Regions from separate parts of the Homo sapiens genome. Here regions 2 and 3 are each linked to region 1. Evidence: read pairs that join two places in POLR2A ChIA-PET (ENCODE). Cell type or tissue: PC-9. All regions are shown on one strand. Region 1 overlaps PTPRA (protein tyrosine phosphatase receptor type A). Region 2 overlaps ITPA (inosine triphosphatase). Region 3 has its middle 8.1 kb from the start of SIRPB2.

Region 1 (2,500 bases):
ACGAAGTCTCTGCCCACCCAGATTGCCTGATAGAGGAATACCACAAGAGGTAGAAATGGCTAGGCTCTTGTACTACCACTTTGCACAGTCATTGACTAGAGATAGATCTTTGATCAATGTAGAGATTTTCAGCCTTGGCATTGTTGACATTTGGGACTGGATACTTTGTTATAGGGGGTTGTCCTGTGATTTGTAAGATGCTTAGCAGCATCCTAGGCCTCTATCCCCTAGATGCCAGTAGCCCAGCCTCCCTGCTATTAGTTGTGACAGTCAAAACTATCTTTAGACACTGCCATATGTTCCCTAGGGAAGGGCCTAATGGTATATAAACAACCCTATGGTGGCATAGTCCAAGTTTTGGGACAGGGAGGAGTGTTCTATACTACCCTTACTGGAAAGACCTATGAGCTATTCAGAAATCTGAACTATTTAAGATGGAGCTTTGTTCTGTGGCTCCTGGAATTTTAAGCACACCCCTGTGAAACATCTTGTTAGGATATACTCCACTCTCCAAAACAATCCATAATGTTTAAATAGGGCTGTTTTATTGATTGATTGATTGATTGATTGAGATGGAGTCTCACTCTGTTGCCCAGGCTGGAGTACACTGTCACGATCTCGGCTCACTGCAACCTCCCCCTCCTGGGTTCAAGCAATTCTCCTGCCTCAGCCTCCCAAGTAACTGGGATTACAGACACCCACCACCGTGCCTGGCTAATTTTTGTATTTTTGGTAGAGACGGGGTTTCACCATGTTGGCCAGGCTGGTCTCGAACTCCTGACTTCTCAGGTGATCCGCCTGCCTCGGCCTCCCAAAGTGCTGGGATTATAGGCATGAGCCACCGCACCTGGCCTTATTTTTCTTTTTGAGATGGAGTCTGACTTTGTCGCCTGAGCTGGAGTGCAGTGGCGCGATCTGGGCTCACTGCAGCCTCTGCCTCCCGGGTTCAAGCAATTCTACCTCAGCCTCCTGAACAGCTGAGATTAGAGATGCGTGCCACCATGCCCAGCTAATTTTTGTATTTTTAGTAGATGCAGGATTTCAGCATGTTGGCTAGGCTGGTCTCAAACTCCTGACCTCAAGTGATCCACCCACCTCGGCCTCCCAAAGTGCTGGGATTACAGGCATGAGCCACCGCTCCTGGCTATTTTCTTTTGAGACTGGGTCTCATTCTGTTCCCAGGCTGGAGTGCAGTGGCACAATCTCAGCTCACTGGAAACTCCACCTTCTGGGCTCAAGCAGTCCTCCCACCTCAGCCTGCTAAGTAGCTGGGATTATAGGCATGTGCCACCCTGCCTGGCTACTTTTTGTGGAGATGGGATTTTGCATGTTGCCTAGGCTGGGCTTGAATTCCTAAGCTAGAACAATCTGCTCAGGGATGTTGTATATTTCTAAAGGTATTTTTCCTTTTGTTGCAGGTGACACAACTAAAAAAAAACAAAGGTATTTATGGAATTCCACTGAGTGGTAATGGATGATGCAGTTCAAATAACTAAGGTAAGAGAAATAAAACCAGAACTGTGAGGAGGCTTTTGCCAGCCAAGTAGTGTCCTTAAATAAAGCTAACATCACATGCTTTCCTGCTTCATTTCGTTTCTAAGCTGTAAGAGTAGCTTATTTTTTTATTATTATAAACATTGTAATTATCCTTTAAGATACTTCTTAACCTGATTATGAATCAGAATCACTTGAAGAGCTTTTTTTTTTTAAAAAAAAAGACCAAAGTCAGGCTGGGCATGGTGGATCACGCCTGTAATCCCAGCACTTTGGGAGGCCGAGGCGGGCAGATCACTTGAGGTCAGGAGTTCAAGACCAGCCTGGCCAACATGGTGAAACCCCATCTCTACCAAAAATACAAAAATTAGCCAGATGTGGTGGCATGTGCCTGTAATCCCAGCTACTCGGGAGGCTGAAGCAGGAGGATCCCTTGAACCCAGGAGACAGAGGTTGCAGTGAGCTGAGATCGCACACTGCATTCCATTCTGGGCACCAAAGAATGAAACTCCTTCTCAAAAAAATAAAAATAAAAAGACCAAAGTTAATGCCCTGCCAGCATTGAATTAAAGCTTCTTGAGTAGATCACAGATGATCTCCAAGTTTTTTAAGTGGGAATGTAAACCAACTCTATAGTTTTAGAAAACTCTTTGGCAATATCTGCAAAACATACACGTATCTAATAACCCAGGAATTTCAATTCTAGGTATCCACCTTTGAGAAATGAAAAATATATGTCTACACAAAAGTGCACATACAAATGTTCACTGCAGCTTTATGTATTATAGCCAGAAAAACTGTAACCCAATCAGGTGTCCAAAAACAGGAGAATAGTTAAACAAATTGTGATATATGGTCAGGTGTGGTGGCTTACACCTGTAATCTAAGCACTTGGGAGGCTAAGGCGGGCAGATCAGTTGACCAGCCTGGTCAACATGGTGAAACCCCATCTCTACTAAAATTACAAAAATGAGCTGAGTGTGGTGGCTCACGCCTGTAATCCCAG
Region 2 (2,500 bases), 300 kb after region 1:
CAAGGGTCTCCCTGTGTTGCCCAGGCTGGAGTGCAGTGGCTCAATCTCGGCTCACTGCCCACCATCAGGGCTCAAGCCATCCTCCCACCTTAGCCTCCTGAGGAGCTGGGACTACAGGTGTAAGCCACCATGCCTAGCTAATTTTTGTGTTTTTTGTAGAGGTGAGGTCTTGCTATGTTGCTGGGGCTGATATCAAACTCCTGAGCTCAAGCAACCCACCCGCCTTGGCCTCCCAAAGTGTTGGGATTACAGGTATGAGCCACCGAGTGCAGCCACTGTATTTCTAAAAGGTGAAAAATTTAAAAACTGTTAAACAAGTAAACTATAATCATTTTAAAATACTACATAATCATTTTTTGGATTTCCTTGGTTGTAGAAAAAGTGCCTATTACAGTTGGTTAGTTTTTGTGGGTTTTTTTTTGTTTTTGTTTTTTCTTTCCTGAGATGGAGTCTCGCTCTGTCGCCCAGGCTGGAGTGCAGTGGCCCGATCTCGGCTCACTGCAAGCTCCGCCTCCCTTGTTCACACCATTCTCCTGCCTCAGCCTCCCGAGCAGCTGGAGCTACAGGCATCAGCCACCACGCCCGGCTAATTTTTTTGTATTTTTAGTAGAGACGGGGTTTCACCGTGTTAGCCAGGATGGTCTCGATCTCCTGACCTCATAATCTGCCCGACCCGGCCTCCCAAAGTGCTGGGATTACTGGCATGAGCCACCACGCCCGGCCTACAGTTGGTTAGTTTTGAATCAGGAAATCAAACAAGGTCCACACTGCATTGGCTAGTTTTCTGACTTTAAATAAAGCCTTGTATCGTCAGCCTGTGCCAGAGGGAAGCGAGAATGCCCAGAGACTTCCATTTCAAGCCTAGTCCCACTGCCTTGGGCTCTGCCGCCCCCGCTACCCCAATTGAGACCTAATTTCCCCTTTTAGGGAATTCCTCCCTCCCCACCCTTAGTGGGCGTCTTGGGAGTGGGGGTGGGAGTTGGCCATTAGGGATGCACTGAGCCCTCACTGCCCACCCGCAGGTCTCCACCAGCTCCTGGCCGGGTTCGAGGACAAGTCAGCCTATGCGCTCTGCACGTTTGCACTCAGCACCGGGGACCCAAGCCAGCCCGTGCGCCTGTTCAGGGGCCGGACCTCGGTGCGTACCCACCTTGATGCAGTTCCCGCCGCGCGCCGCCAGGGGGTGCCGCGACCCGAGCCGACCGCCCCGAGTCTGCGGGAGGGTGGTGGGAGGGGCGCCTTGGGGCCAGAGATATCTGTGCCTTGCTGAGAGGCTCCCCTGCGCAGCATAGGTAGAAGTGCTGTGGATCCTAGGAGGGTGGTGGAAAGGGTTCCCTGGGGCCAGAGTAGTTGCCTACGCCTTGCTGAGGGGTGCCCCTGGGCAGGACAATGGAAGTGTTGTCAATTCTGAAACCTGTTTGACCCCTGAGGCTGTTGTTTCAGGGAAACAGTTGGCTAACAGCTCCTGAGGCCTGATAGACCCAGAAGTGCAAACTGAAGGTGACAATTCCCAAAGCTATTTTTTTCTGTTTATTTTATTTATTTATTTATTTTTTGTTAGTGAGAAACCACACTTGGATCAAAGCTACATCTATAGCCCAGACTTCTCTAACCTCAGATTTCCTTATTCAACTGCCAAGGTGCTTGACTATCTCTCAGCCTTTCCAGCTTTTCATGTTTATGTATAATAGAATCTTAATTCTTTTTTTTTTTTTTTTTTTTTTTTTTTTGAGACAAAGTCTTGCTGTGTTGCCCAGGCTGGAGTGCAGTGGTGTCGTCTCGGCTCACTGCAACCTCCGCCTCCAGGGTTCAAGCATAGAATGTTAATTCTTGGCCAGGTTTGGTGATTTACACCTGTAATCCTAGCACTTTGCGAGGCCCCAGCGGGAGGCTTTCTTGAGCCCAGGTGTTCAAGATCAGCCTGGACACCATAACAAGACCCCATCTTTGCAAAAAATTTTAAAATGAGGCCGGGCGTGATGGCTCACATCTGTAATCCCAGCACTTTGGGAGGCTGAGGCGGGCGGATCACCTGAGGTCAGGAGTTCAAGAACAGCCTGGATAACACAGCAAAACCCCGTCTCAACTAAAAATACAAAAAATATCTGGGCATGGTGGCAGGCACCTGTAATCCCAGCTACTGGGGAGGCTGAGGCAGGAGAATCACTTGAACCCAGGAGGCGGAGGTTGCAGTGAGCTGAGATCTCGCCACTGCACTCCAGCCTGGGCAACAAGAGTGAGACTCCGTCTCCAAAAAAAAAAAAAAAAGAGGCTGAGCACAGAGGCTCACACATGTAATCCCAGCACTTTGTGAAGCAAAGGCAGGAGGATTGCTTGAGGCCAGGAGTTTGAGACCAGCCTGGGTAACATAGCCAGACCCTGTCTCAAAAATAAATAAATAGCCGGACATGGTGGTGCACACCTGTAGTCCTAGCTACTTGGGAGGCTGAGGTGGGAGGATCACCTGAGCCTCGGAGTTTGACGGGACAGTGAGCTATGA
Region 3 (2,500 bases), 1.4 Mb before region 1:
TTTCTTGTAGGATGGGTGTGGTGTTGATGAATTCCCTCAGCTTCTGCTTGTCTGGGAAAGTCTTTATTTCTCCTTCATATTTGAAGGATATTTTCACCAGATGTACTATTCTACAGTAAAAGCTTTTTTTCCTTCAGCACTTTAAATATGTCATGCCACTGTCTCCTAGCCTGTTAGATTTCCCCTGAAAAATCTGCTGCCAGATGTATTGGTGGTCTATTGAATGTCATTTTTTCTTTTCTCTTGCTGCTTTTAGGATCCTTTCTTTACCTTTAGATAAAGTTTGATTATTAAGTGTCTTTGGGAGTTTGATTATTAAATGATTATTAAGAGAAGACTTGAGGTATTCTTCTTTGGGTTAAATCTTCTTGGTGTTCTATAACCTTCTTGTACTTGGATATTGATATCTTTCTCTAGGTTTGGGGTGTTCTCTCTTATTATCCCTTTGAAAAAACTTTCGACCCCATCTCCTTCTCTACCTCCTCTTTAAGGCCAATAACTCTTAGATTTGCCTTTTGGAGGCTATTTTCTAGAGCATGTAGGAATGCTATATTGTTTTTCATTCTTTTTTTGTCTCTTCTGACTGTGTATTTTCAAATAATCTGTCCTCAGGCTCACTAATTCTTTCTTCTACTTGATCAATTCTGCTATTAAAAGACACTGATGCATTCTTCAATATGCTAATGGCATTTTTCACCTCCAGATTTCCGCTTGATTCTTTTTAACTATTTCAGTCTCTTTGTTAAATTTATTGATATAATTCTGAACTCCTTCTCTGTGTTGTCTTGAATTTCTTTGAGTTTCCCCAAAACAGCTATTTTGAATTATCTGTCTGAAAGGTCACATATCTCCTTTCTCCAGGATGGGTCCCAGGTTTCTTATTTAGTTCATTTGGTGAGGTCATGTTTTCTTGGATGGTGTTGATGCTTGTAAATGCATCTTCGGTGTCTGGGCATTAAAGAGTTAGGTATTTATTGCAGTCTTCTTAGTCTGAGCTTGTTTGTATCCATCCTTCTTGGGAAGGCTTTCCAGATATTAAAAAAGACTTGGTGTTGTAATTGCATCTATTTCTGCTTTAAGAGGCACTCCAAGCCCAGTAACACTCTGGTTCTTGCAGACCAATAGAGATACTTTCTTGATAACTTCTTTTGGACAAGATCCAAAAGAGTTCTCTGGATTACCAGGCAGAGACTCTTGTTCTCTTCCCTTATTTTCTCCCAAATGAATGGTGTCTCTCTATCTGTTTTGGGTCACCCGGAGCTGGGAGTGGAGTGAAACAGCAGCCTGTGGCCACCACCGCTAGGACTGTGCTGGGTCAGACTTGAAGCCAGAACAGTACTGAGTCCCAAGGCCTGCTGTAACCACTCCCTAGCTGTGGCCTATGTTCACTCAATGCCTTGGGGCTCTATAATCAGAAGGTGGCAAAGCCAGCCAGACCTGTGTTCTTTCTTTCAGGATGGCAAGTTCCCCTCAGGCTCTGGGCATGTCCAGAGGTGCCATCTGGGAGCCAAGAACTAGAGTAAAAAGCCTTAGAAATCTATCTGGCATTCTATCGTACTGTGGCTGAGCTGGCACTCAAACTACAAGATCCAGTTCTTCCCACTCTTTTCTCTTTTCCAAATGCAGAGGAGTCTCACCCCATGACCAACACCACCACAAGCCTATAGGGAGTATTGCCAGACTACCGCCAATGTTCCTTTAAGGCCCAAGGGCTCTTCAGTCAGCTTGTGGTGAATGCTGCCTGGCCCGGAACTCACCCTTCAGGGCAGTGGGCTTCCCTCTGGCCCAGGATAGGTCTAGAAATGCTATTCACCAGCAAAGTCCTGGAACTGGGGACCCCAAAAAACCACTTAATGCTCCACCCCACTGTGGCTGTGCTGGTACCTAACGTGCAAGACAAAGTCCTTCATATTTTTTCCCTCTGTTTTTCTCAAGTGGAAGGAGCCTTGCCTCATAGCCACCACGACTGAGTGGTGAGTCATGTGCTGAGTCTCACCTGAACCAGAAAGTCTCACCCAAGTCCCTCAACGTAGTACCCGGGTATTGCTGCTGGTTATTCAGGGCACAATGTCTCTTTAGTTAGCAGGTGATGAATGCTTCCAGGAGTGGGATCTTTCCTTCAAGGCAGTGGGTTCCCTTGTGGCCCAGAGTGTGTCAAGAAATATCATCCTGGAGCTAGGACCTGAAAAGGGGCCTCACGGTGCCCTATCCTGCTGTGGTTGAGCTGATATCCATGTGGGATATGATGAGGTTTCTCTTCAAATAGCCTGATCAATCCTTTATTCTTTAATTCATAGTACCTCCCCACCCCTTTTTCACTTTTCTCTTTTTTCTTCCTTTCTGTCTTTGTCACATGCCCAGACACGCCACAGTACCAGGTGTTATCAGTACCAGCTCACATTCCTTTCCTTATTTGGCAAGAAGACTTGCTCTCTAGCTCACTGCAGACACCCCTTCCCCTTTCGCCTCTCTTCCTTACATACCCTCCTTATCCGAAAAA

What was found. ChIA-PET counts read pairs that join two places held together with the same protein. Peaks named below come from ENCODE experiments on the same cell type or tissue, not always from the same donor. Only the 100,000 strongest peaks of a DNase experiment are listed, where the experiment ranks them.
Region 2: POLR2A ChIA-PET joins it to region 1 with 28 read pairs; 3 of 35 experiments call an interaction of 5 or more read pairs at or near these places.
Region 3: POLR2A ChIA-PET joins it to region 1 with 6 read pairs; 2 of 35 experiments call an interaction of 5 or more read pairs at or near these places.

What each region holds. Positions count from the first base shown.
Region 1 is chr20:2,921,789-2,924,288 of GRCh38, forward strand. It overlaps PTPRA (protein tyrosine phosphatase receptor type A), which reads left to right. Exons shown (of 24, transcript NM_001385305.1): 2 at 1,419-1,497. Among named protein-coding and RNA genes, the nearest start is that of PTPRA, 50 kb to the left of the region's middle. RefSeq lists an enhancer at 941-1,441. In PC-9, no CTCF peak of the experiment used is centred here; a DNase peak (open chromatin) is centred at 1,433; H3K27ac peaks cover 819 bases.
Region 2 is chr20:3,217,495-3,219,994 of GRCh38, forward strand. It overlaps ITPA (inosine triphosphatase), which reads left to right. Exons shown (of 8, transcript NM_033453.4): 6 at 1,023-1,138. Among named protein-coding and RNA genes, the nearest start is that of ITPA, 9.2 kb to the left of the region's middle. RefSeq lists a silencer at 1,108-1,377. In PC-9, CTCF peaks have their summits at 1,172 (motif pointing right) and 1,372; a DNase peak (open chromatin) is centred at 1,437.
Region 3 is chr20:1,498,232-1,500,731 of GRCh38, forward strand. No RefSeq gene overlaps it. Among named protein-coding and RNA genes, the nearest start is that of SIRPB2, 8.1 kb to the left of the region's middle. RefSeq lists an enhancer at 2,349-2,500 and a silencer at 2,359-2,500. In PC-9, no CTCF peak of the experiment used is centred here; DNase peaks (open chromatin) are centred at 1,530 and 1,962; H3K27ac peaks cover 1,179 bases.